Regions from separate parts of the Homo sapiens genome. Here region 2 is linked to region 1. The links are chromatin contacts, found by Hi-C or POLR2A ChIA-PET in ENCODE. All regions are on one chromosome and are shown on one strand. The core of a region is the stretch at or near the end of the contact, and the rest is flanking DNA. Distances in the headings are between cores, read along the strand shown.

Region 1 (4,422 bases), core at 996-3,495:
AGGGACTACAGGTGTGTGCCACCATGCCTGGTTAATTTTTGTAATTTTTTTTTTTTTTTTAAGAAACGAGGTCTTGCTATGTTGCCCAGTCTGGTCTCAAACTCCTAGGCTCAAGCAATCCTCTTGCCTCAGCTTCACAAAGTGCTGGGATTGATTACAGACATAAGCCACCATGCTTGGTAGAGTTGAGAATTTTTAAACCTGCCTAGCTATTTTCCCACATTTTGTGTCCTACAAAATAGACCGTCAAATACCCAAAGGATGGAAAAAAACGAGGCAGAACTGGCCTATGTTGCTCCAAAGGACTAGGACCAGTAAGCAAGGAAGCTCATTTGAGTTCATTTTAAGTTTCCTAATAAGCAGGGGTCTCCAATAACAGGACAGGTAAGGCAGCTCACCAACACCAGCAGTATACCTGCAAAGGTGCAGTACCTACATGGGGTCTGTGGAATACTCCAGCACTGCGTGGGATATCAGGCAAGGTGACTTCTACAACTGACATGCATTCAACCACCTAGATTCTACAAAGACCAAAACAAAACCGCCTTCACTTTTCTGAAACTGTTGGTGAAGGAGTCCCTTTCTCAGTCATTAACAAAAATAATGATCAGTTTTCCTATTTTAAACATTTAATACACTATTGAAAATATCAAAATGCATAAATCCAGAAACCCTGGCTCTCTTCCAAACTCCCTATTTACGGCTAAAGAGAAGGGCTGCTGCAGTGGCTTCATGCCCTGCTGAGTACCCAACTGGTAAGCTGAACCTGGCCAACAGGTGCCCAGATATGACTGCCCCTCCACACACGACTTCTCCAGCATCCATGGAAGAGGAACCTTCATACACAAGGAGCCAAAAGCATTTTCCAGACCTCTTTAAGAAACTGGAGAATAGATGAAACAGGACAAACTTCAAAAGAAAAAAAATTTAGGATTAAAACAAGGGGAATGAAGTGTGTCTAGGGATTCAGGACAACGAGGCCTGCGATCTCCTAGTAACTAGGAGAAACTAGGCCTGCGTTTCTCCGTTAGCCTTATGGCCTTATAGTCAGCTGATCAGGTGAAATCGAAAATATACCTTGAACAAGAGATCACCGTGAGAGGAGTAAGGCAGTTTCTCAAAAAATTAAAAATAGAATTGCCGTTTGATCCAACAATACCACTTCGTGGTATATACCCAAAAGAATGAAAAGGAGAGTCTCAAAGAGTTATTTGTGCATTCATGTTCATATTATTATTCACAATAGCCAAAAAGTGGAAGCAACTCAAGTGTCCGGAGAGGGATGGACCAAGAAGCAAAATGTGGCATCTCCACACAACGAAATGCTATTCCCCCTTAAAAGGAAAGGAAATTCTGACACATGCTACACATGGATGAACCTTGAATACTTTATGCTAAGTGAAACAAGCCAGTCACAGAACAAATACTGCATGATTCTACTTATATGGCACCTACAGTTGTCAAATCCATAGAGACAGAAACTAGAATGGTGATTGCCTGGGGCTGGGGGAGGGAGGAGTGCGGAGTTAGTGACGGGTACAGGGTTTCATTTGGGAAGATGAAAAAGTTCTGGAAAGGACAGTAGTGGTGGCTGTGCCACAATGTGAGGGTACTTAATACCACTAAACTGCACATTTTTGAAAAATTTAACACTTTAAAATGGTTAAAATGGTATATGTGATGTTATGCATATTTTACCACAATTAAACGAGCCACCCTGCAGTACTAAGAACTAGGAGCCTTTAGATGCATAAGACCCATATGTCCTCTTTATAATATTATTTTTTCACAGCTCCTGTGAGTCTGAGACTTTGAAAGGACAGAATCAGGTAGCGGCCCCAGCATCCTGGGAGGACCGCCCTGTCTCTCCGCCCAGGGACTCCCGGCGCGCCAACCCCAGCTGGATTCAGCGTAACCGCCCCCCAACCACCAGCCCGGCTGAGGCCCCCACGGAGGGTCCCACGCCCACTCGGAGGCGCACTCACAGGCGCACTCAGAGGCGGGCGGCGCCGCGCCCCGAGGAAGCCGCCCTCAATGCCGAGGTGCGCTGCACGTTCTTCCAATCAAAGGGCCCCAAGGTCGGGTTCTCAAGGCCAGAGCCAACCGCAAAGAGCCTATTGCCTGTTGTCCCGCCCTCCCGTGCTGACGACTAGCGAGTTTCAAACCCGCAGGAGCCAATGAGGACGCGTGGACGCGCGGCACGCCGGTCCTGGCTACAGGCGCGGCGTTTGAAGAAAAACTGTCACTGAAGAGTCATGGTGGGGCCCGGGCCTACCGCTGCTGCCGCTGTCGGTGAGTACGACCGCTGTTCCCGTTATTCTCAGGCGTTGGAACACGGCCGGGGAAGTAGGAGGCCACCGAGTGAGTTCGTCCCGCGGGAGGTGCCCGTCCGCTCGCCTGCCTAAGTTTCCCCTGGGCGTTTTCCATCCCGGGAGCGCAGACGGGACCCCCAGGTAGACGTCTGGGTCCTGGGCGGGGGAGGCTGTGCGCAGGCCCAGATACCTCACGGGCGTATTTCCAGAAAGCCCTGCAGCAGCCTTGCAAAGAGATGTCATTGTCACCACGTTCCGGATAAAGAAACTGAGGCCCCTTGCTCGGGTTTTCACCAGCAGTGGGAAGCTGCGCGCTGTTTTGATCCACATTTGGCTCCAGGCAGAGCCGGGCGTGGTCCTCTGTGCCAGGAGGCGGGGTCTGGCCGAAGCCCGGGTCTCCTGCCTCTGGCGGGGCTCTCACTCCACACCTCTCAGCCTGCGGTGGTTAGAAGTTGATTGGTTAAATCTGCACCCAGGGCTAAGGCTTCTGCGTTCCCTAATCTCTTAGATGTGCTTGGAGCCCTTTCCTACCTTTCAAAATACTCCTGCTCAGATGCCACTTTCTCCAAGATACGCACCGTTGTTTTGTTTCATCCATTATTCCTGTTGATGCCTACGAGGTCCTAGGCACTTTACATAACAAGCTTTAAAGATGGCATTTCTGTCCGCCTTATAGGCTTAGCAGCAGCAAAGTTTGCTAATTTGCTAGAAGTCACGGAGGTGGGACTCCAACCCCCTATGTCAGCCCCTACGCTCTACATTGCCCGCCAAGCTGTCTCTAAGGATAGATACATGAGCATCAGAGAGCAAAACAGGGCAACTCCGTTCAGATGAGGTTAAGAGTCGTTTGGCACCCCTGTCGTCTTTTTGTCTTCCTTCACATCATTATTTACTTTTAACCTTTTCTAGCCACCTACTCCCCTCATTTATGCCCTACCTCTGAACTCCCATACTTCTTTTCGTCTCTTATGGCCCTTAGATTTTACCTTATACTGTAATTGTTGCTGTGTTGATTTTATCTCCACTACTAGTTTGAAAGTTCTTGAAGGCAGAAATTATTGACTTGTCATCCCCTCACAAATGGCTTGCGTAGAAAGTCACCATAGTATAGGTGTCTGCCGTGAGCAGACCGGGCGTATTTTATCCTTAGTACCAACAAAGGAAGCCATATAAGGGTTTGTGGGTAAAAATCATCATCCCTGTAAAAAAACAAAAGACGTAAGACCAGGCCTGGCTCACCAGCTCAGGTGGGCCAGTAACAGAAATTCTTCAAAACAGACTGTTGTAGCTGAGAACAGTGGCTGTGAGCTCCAGGGTTAGAAAAGCCTGTTTTCAAGTCCTGGAATTGCCACATATTAGCTGGGTAACTTTGGGCATGACATTTACTCTCTCTGAATTTCAGATTGCAAAAACTCATTGGATTGTTTTGTGGATTGAAAGCAATAATGTAAATTTAGGCCGAGTGCTTTGACTTACGCCTGTAATCCTAGCACTTTGGGAGGCCAAAGCAGGAGGGTCACTTGAGCTCAGGAATTTGAGACCACCCCTGGCAACATAGTGAGATCCTGTCTCTACAAAAAATTTTTTTAAAATTATCCAGCATGGTGGTACACGCCTGTATTCCCAGCTACTCAGGAGACTGAGGTGTGAGGATTGCTAGAACCTGGGAGATCAAGTCAACAGTGAGCCGTGGTTGTGCCACTGCCCTCCAACCTCAGTGACAGAGGAAGACCCTGTCTCAAAAAAAAAAAAAAAAGTAGTAAGTTTAAAGAACTTAGTGTAGGCCTGGCATATAAATGATATTGTTGATGTTGATGTTAGCTTGAAGGCACATTTATAGGACTAGGGATTTTATAACATTATGTTGCAAAGGCAAAATCACTAGAGAAAAGTGTCATCTTTTAGAATATTAATGAACTGGTTAAAATCTTGAACTAAAGTTATGTCGTTTGTTTGCTTGCCTGTGTTGCAGAAGAGCGGCAGAGAAAGCTTCAGGAGTACCTTGCAGCCAAGGGAAAACTGAAGAGCCAAAACACCAAGTGAGTTTATCTGTCCACAGTTACGCAAGTTTTGTTGCCTTCTTTGTACTAGCAATTTAAAGCCTTTTTGA
Region 2 (4,419 bases), core at 1,395-3,894, 470 kb before region 1:
ATCAAGAATTTGGTGGCTTCTGACTCTTCACGATTCTGAAATAATATCTGTGATAACTCTCATTGGGCATCTGCTGTCACCAAGTATTCGGTGCTAAGCACATTATGTATAAGTATACAAAATTTCATGTAATGCTTACGTCAGCCTCATAAAGTAGAGTCTATGATTCCCATACAGGTGAGAAAATTAAGGTTCAGAGCAGTCAAGTAGACTAAAGCTACTTGGCAGGTCATTGCAGAACCAGGGCTCAGAGTCGCTGAAGTTCTGAAGCATTGTGCTGCTCTGCCCCGATTCAAGTTCAATTCCAGCTAAAAAGCCCAATAATCACTGGGAAGTTTCAGTCATTGAATACAAAATCACCAAAAGATTTGACTATATAGGTTTTCTTTTTCCTTTTTTTCTAAGTTACTTGGATTTTGAAATAGCTATAGGATTCTGAGTAGATATTTTGCTGTCAAAACAACACATCCATAAAGCATTTTAAACTTCTCTTATACGCTCTAGAAATTAGGTATTTTGTTCAATTTCAATAAGACACACCCTGGCCAGGTGCAACGGCTCATGCCTGTAATCCCAACACTTTGGGAGGTCAAGCCAGGCAGATCATGAGGTCAGGAGTTTAAGACTAGCCTGGCCAACATGGTGAAACTCCTGTCTCTACTAAAGATACAAAAAATTAGCCTGGCATGGTAGCACGCACCTGTAATCCCTGCTACTCGGGAGGCTGAGGCAGGGGAATCACTTGAACCCAGGAAGCAGAGGTTGCAGTAAGCGAAGATCGCACCATTGCACTCCAGCTTGGGCAACAAGAGCAAAACTCCGTCTACAAAAAAAAAAAAAAAAAAAGGCCCTAAGCAACTCCACCCTGCCTCTAAGTGGGCCCCCTTGGAAGGCATGGAACCAGAGCACCATTTAGTCAATAATTGCTGCTATGTGCTAATGGTGCCCTGGTGGCCTCCAGAATTGACTGCAGCTTCCAAAAGTGCCCAGCATGCAACCGGAAAGTGCTGTGGATCTTTGCAGAACCCAGCTCGATGGAAATCACTGAAAACAATTGCCTTTAGTGGCACTGTTATGTAACTACTGAGCATTCCCTGAATTCAGCTTTGCACATCTCACGTAGCAGGTATGTGACGAGTGTGAAGGTATGTGGGGAATGGGTGTGTTCTTTTTTCTGCGCTATCTGCTTCCCCAGTGGAAGGAGGCCATGGTGAGGATGAGGTACACTTACCTTTAGTTAAACAAGTTCTTTTCGGAAGGAGTACCTAAGGTCATAGCTGTGCTCCTGGGAAGGGGAGGCCAGGAGGCATCTAAAATGAGGTCTTACTGATGAAGACCCCCAGGTACTTGACAAAGAGTGTTTCCAACAAAAACAACTCTCAATACCATTTTCAAGCCGAACTTGCACACTTCTATTTGTTTGGATGTGGAGAGAGAAAAGAAGAAATCCACGTGGTGGGTAAAGCACCTGGGTCCACAGCCGAAAAATCCCGGGTTTAGTCTGTTTCACTATACAAAATTGGGCCATTTACCTGAGTTCCAGGCTCCACATATAAAACACAGACATAATATTACTCACCCATGTCACTGGGCTGCTGGGGGACTCTACTAGGACAACAGAGGCAAAGCTCTGATATAAGCTCTTTGCAAATGTAAGAAGTGGTCCTTATGTCACCCAGTTTAGGGCAGTGGTTGAGAGCAGACACATTCTGATCCCTCGAATCTGAATCCTATCTTTGGCCCATCTGGAAGTGGGACAAGTTTCTTAAACCTTTGTGCCTGGGTTTCCTATCTGGGGAAGAATAAATTAACAGATGCAAGGACCCTGAACAGTCCGGTTGGAGACTGCTCCAGTCCTTGGCACCGTCCTGCATTCTGTGGGTCCCAACAGTGTGGTGAAACCAGGAAGCCGACCAGCCATCCAACCAGGGTGTGGTCCTCTGGCTGAGACTCTCTATCCCACGTCTGGGCACCCATGCTACCAGCTGGCCTTGAATTCCAGGGATGCGGGAGGACAATGAGCATGAACGAAACGTGCCGAGTGGAGTTGAGAACGTAAAGGAAGAAGGGGGCGATGAGGACCTCTCCTGGGGAGATGAGGGCTGCCAAGTCCTAAGACACAGGCTCAGGGTCTGCAGGAAGGTCGGCTTGTTGGATCGTCTCTGTGCGCTGACTTCTCTTTGCTCCCCAGGGCCTCTACCCGCTGCCCTTGCTCAACAGCACCCTGGACGACGGGAAGGCCACCCTGACCCCTTCCAACACGCCACTGGGGCGCAACCTCTCGACTCACCAGACCTACCCCGTGGTGGCAGGTACAACGCCCGGAGCCTCCCTGGCAGGTGGAGGGCGGGGGACTGAAGAGCTTGGCTGGCTGTCAGGCGGAAGGTGTGGGGCCCTGGCCTGGAGAGGAGAGGCGGGCTGTGCCGGCCGGGCCGCCAGGTGGGCCCAGGGGTCGCGCCTCCGGTCCTAGGCCGGGCCTCAAGGTGGGCCGAGGGGTCGCGCCTCCAGTCCTAGGCCGGGCCTCAAGGTGGGCCCAGGGGTCGCGCCTCCGGTCCTAGGCCGGGCCTCAAGGTGGGCCGAGGGGTCGCGCCTCCAGTCCTAGGCCGGGCCTCAAGGTGGGCCGAGGGGTCGCGCCTCCGGTCCTAGGCCGGGCCTCAAGCTGGGCCGAGGGGTCGCGCCTCCGGCCCTAGGCGGCTCCCGTAAGGTGGGCCGAGGGGTCGCGCCTCCAGTCCTAGGCCGGGCCTCAAGGTGGGCCCAGGGGTCGCGCCTCCGGTCCTAGGCCGGGCCTCAAGGTGGGCCGAGGGGTCGCGCCTCCGGTCCTAGGCGGCTCCCGCAAGGTGGGCCGAGGGGTCGCGCCTCCGGTCCTAGGCCGGGCCTCAAGCTGGGCCGAGGGGTCGCGCCTCCGGTCCTAGGCGGCTCCCGCAAGGTGGGCCGAGGGGTCGCGCCTCCAGTCCTAGGCCGGGCCTCAAGGTGGGCCCAGGGGTCGCGCCTCCGGTCCTAGGCCGGGCCTCAAGGTGGGCCGAGGGGTCGCGCCTCCGGTCCTAGGCCGCTCCCGGGTCTCCGCGCTCCCTCCTGTGGGAGAGGCGGGCGCACACACGCCTTCCGGGTCTCTCCATTTTCGCTGCAGAAGCGCAGCAGGGAGGTCTAGCTTCTCTCTCCCCGCCTTGCCACGCCTCGTGGGCCCCGGCTCTCCCCAGCCCAGACTCTGAGGGCAGCTGAGCCTGCCCCGCGCCCCGCCCGCACCCTCCACATCCCACGGCTTGGCTTGTGCGTGTTCCCTCCCCGCCATCTCACACCCCTCTCTCCTTGTTGTCTCCCTCCCTCCGGCAGATCCTCACTCACCCTTCGCCATAAAGCAGGAAACCCCCGAGGTGTCCAGTTCTAGCTCCACCCCTTCCTCTTTATCTAGCTCCGCCTTTTTGGATCTGCAGCAAGTCGGCTCCGGGGTCCCGCCCTTCAATGCCTTTCCCCATGCTGCCTCCGTGTACGGGCAGTTCACGGGCCAGGCCCTCCTCTCAGGTACGACAGGGAGGTCCCGGGGCCATGCAGCTATGGCGGCGGGTGGGACGGGGGTCCTCAGGGCAGACCGCCAGCCCCCTCTCTGGCCTCAGTCTCATCCACCCCCACCCTGTTCCCTAATTCCTCCGGCAACTTTTGGAGGCGCCAACATGAAGTTCTCTGTGACGGGGAAGACATGCTCGGAAGGGGCGGATGCTGTAGGGGTGCCGGGGATGCACCACCCCAAGACCCCATGGAAAAGCAGGAACCCTAAGGCCGGGAGCCGGGTGCTGTAACGTAGCAACTTGGCCTTGGTAAATGCATAAATAGATAGAAGGAAAAATGAACATTTTGGAGGGAAAAAGGAATTGGCTTTTGGAGCCCATTTCTGGATCAAATTTCTAAAAAGGCCAAGGGTCAGTCCCAGTTGTGTTTCCATGATGCAGCTATCTTCATTCCTAGCTTAACAGCATCACCGGGAGGACAGTCAGACATCTGTTAAACATGATAAATTCAGTGATTCAACAACTTGAGAGGAGTGGGGGACCTCCCATCAGGAACCTCAACTGCCTCAAAATATTTAAAGCTGGAAGCACCGACCGGGCGAGGTGGCTCACCCCTGTAATTCCAGCAGTTTGGGAGGCCGAGGCAGGTGGATCACAAGGTCAAGAGTTCAAGACCAGCCTGGCCAAGATGATGAAACCCCATCTCTACTAAAATTCAAAAAATTAGGGGGTGTGGTGGCAGACACCTGTAATCCCAGCTACTGGGGAGGCCGAGGCAGGAGAATCGCTTGAACCCAGGAGGCATAGGTTGCAGTGAGCTGAGGTGGCGCCATGGCACTCCAGCCTGGGTGACAGAGCAAGACTCCATCTCAAAAAAGAAAAAAACAAATAAATAAAAATAAGTAAATCTGGAAGC

What was found. A loop is a pair of places that touch in the nucleus more often than their neighbours do. ChIA-PET counts read pairs that join two places held with the same protein, here RNA polymerase II (POLR2A). Pooled maps may share reads with other maps.
Region 2: a loop to region 1 is called in a pooled map, with 4 times the contacts of the local background. The contact joins the promoter of PAX8-AS1 here to the promoter of CKAP2L in region 1. A Hi-C loop is called at or near these places in 1 of 50 pooled maps. POLR2A ChIA-PET finds 5 or more read pairs at or near these places in 2 of 52 experiments (WTC11 and activated T-cell).

The regions. Positions count from the first base shown.
Region 1 is chr2:112,762,432-112,766,853 of GRCh38, reverse strand. CKAP2L (cytoskeleton associated protein 2 like) reads left to right here and starts at 2,245. Exons shown (of 9, transcript NM_152515.5): 1 at 2,245-2,292; 2 at 4,285-4,351. The coding sequence starts at 2,256. RefSeq lists a silencer at 1,866-2,025 and an enhancer at 2,476-2,615.
Region 2 is chr2:113,234,494-113,238,912 of GRCh38, reverse strand. PAX8-AS1 (PAX8 antisense RNA 1) reads right to left here and starts at 2,644. Exons shown (of 6, transcript NR_015377.2): 1 at 2,291-2,644. PAX8 (paired box 8) reads left to right here. Exons shown (of 12, transcript NM_003466.4): 8 at 2,192-2,312; 9 at 3,331-3,519. RefSeq lists a silencer at 3,228-3,307 and an enhancer at 3,558-3,747.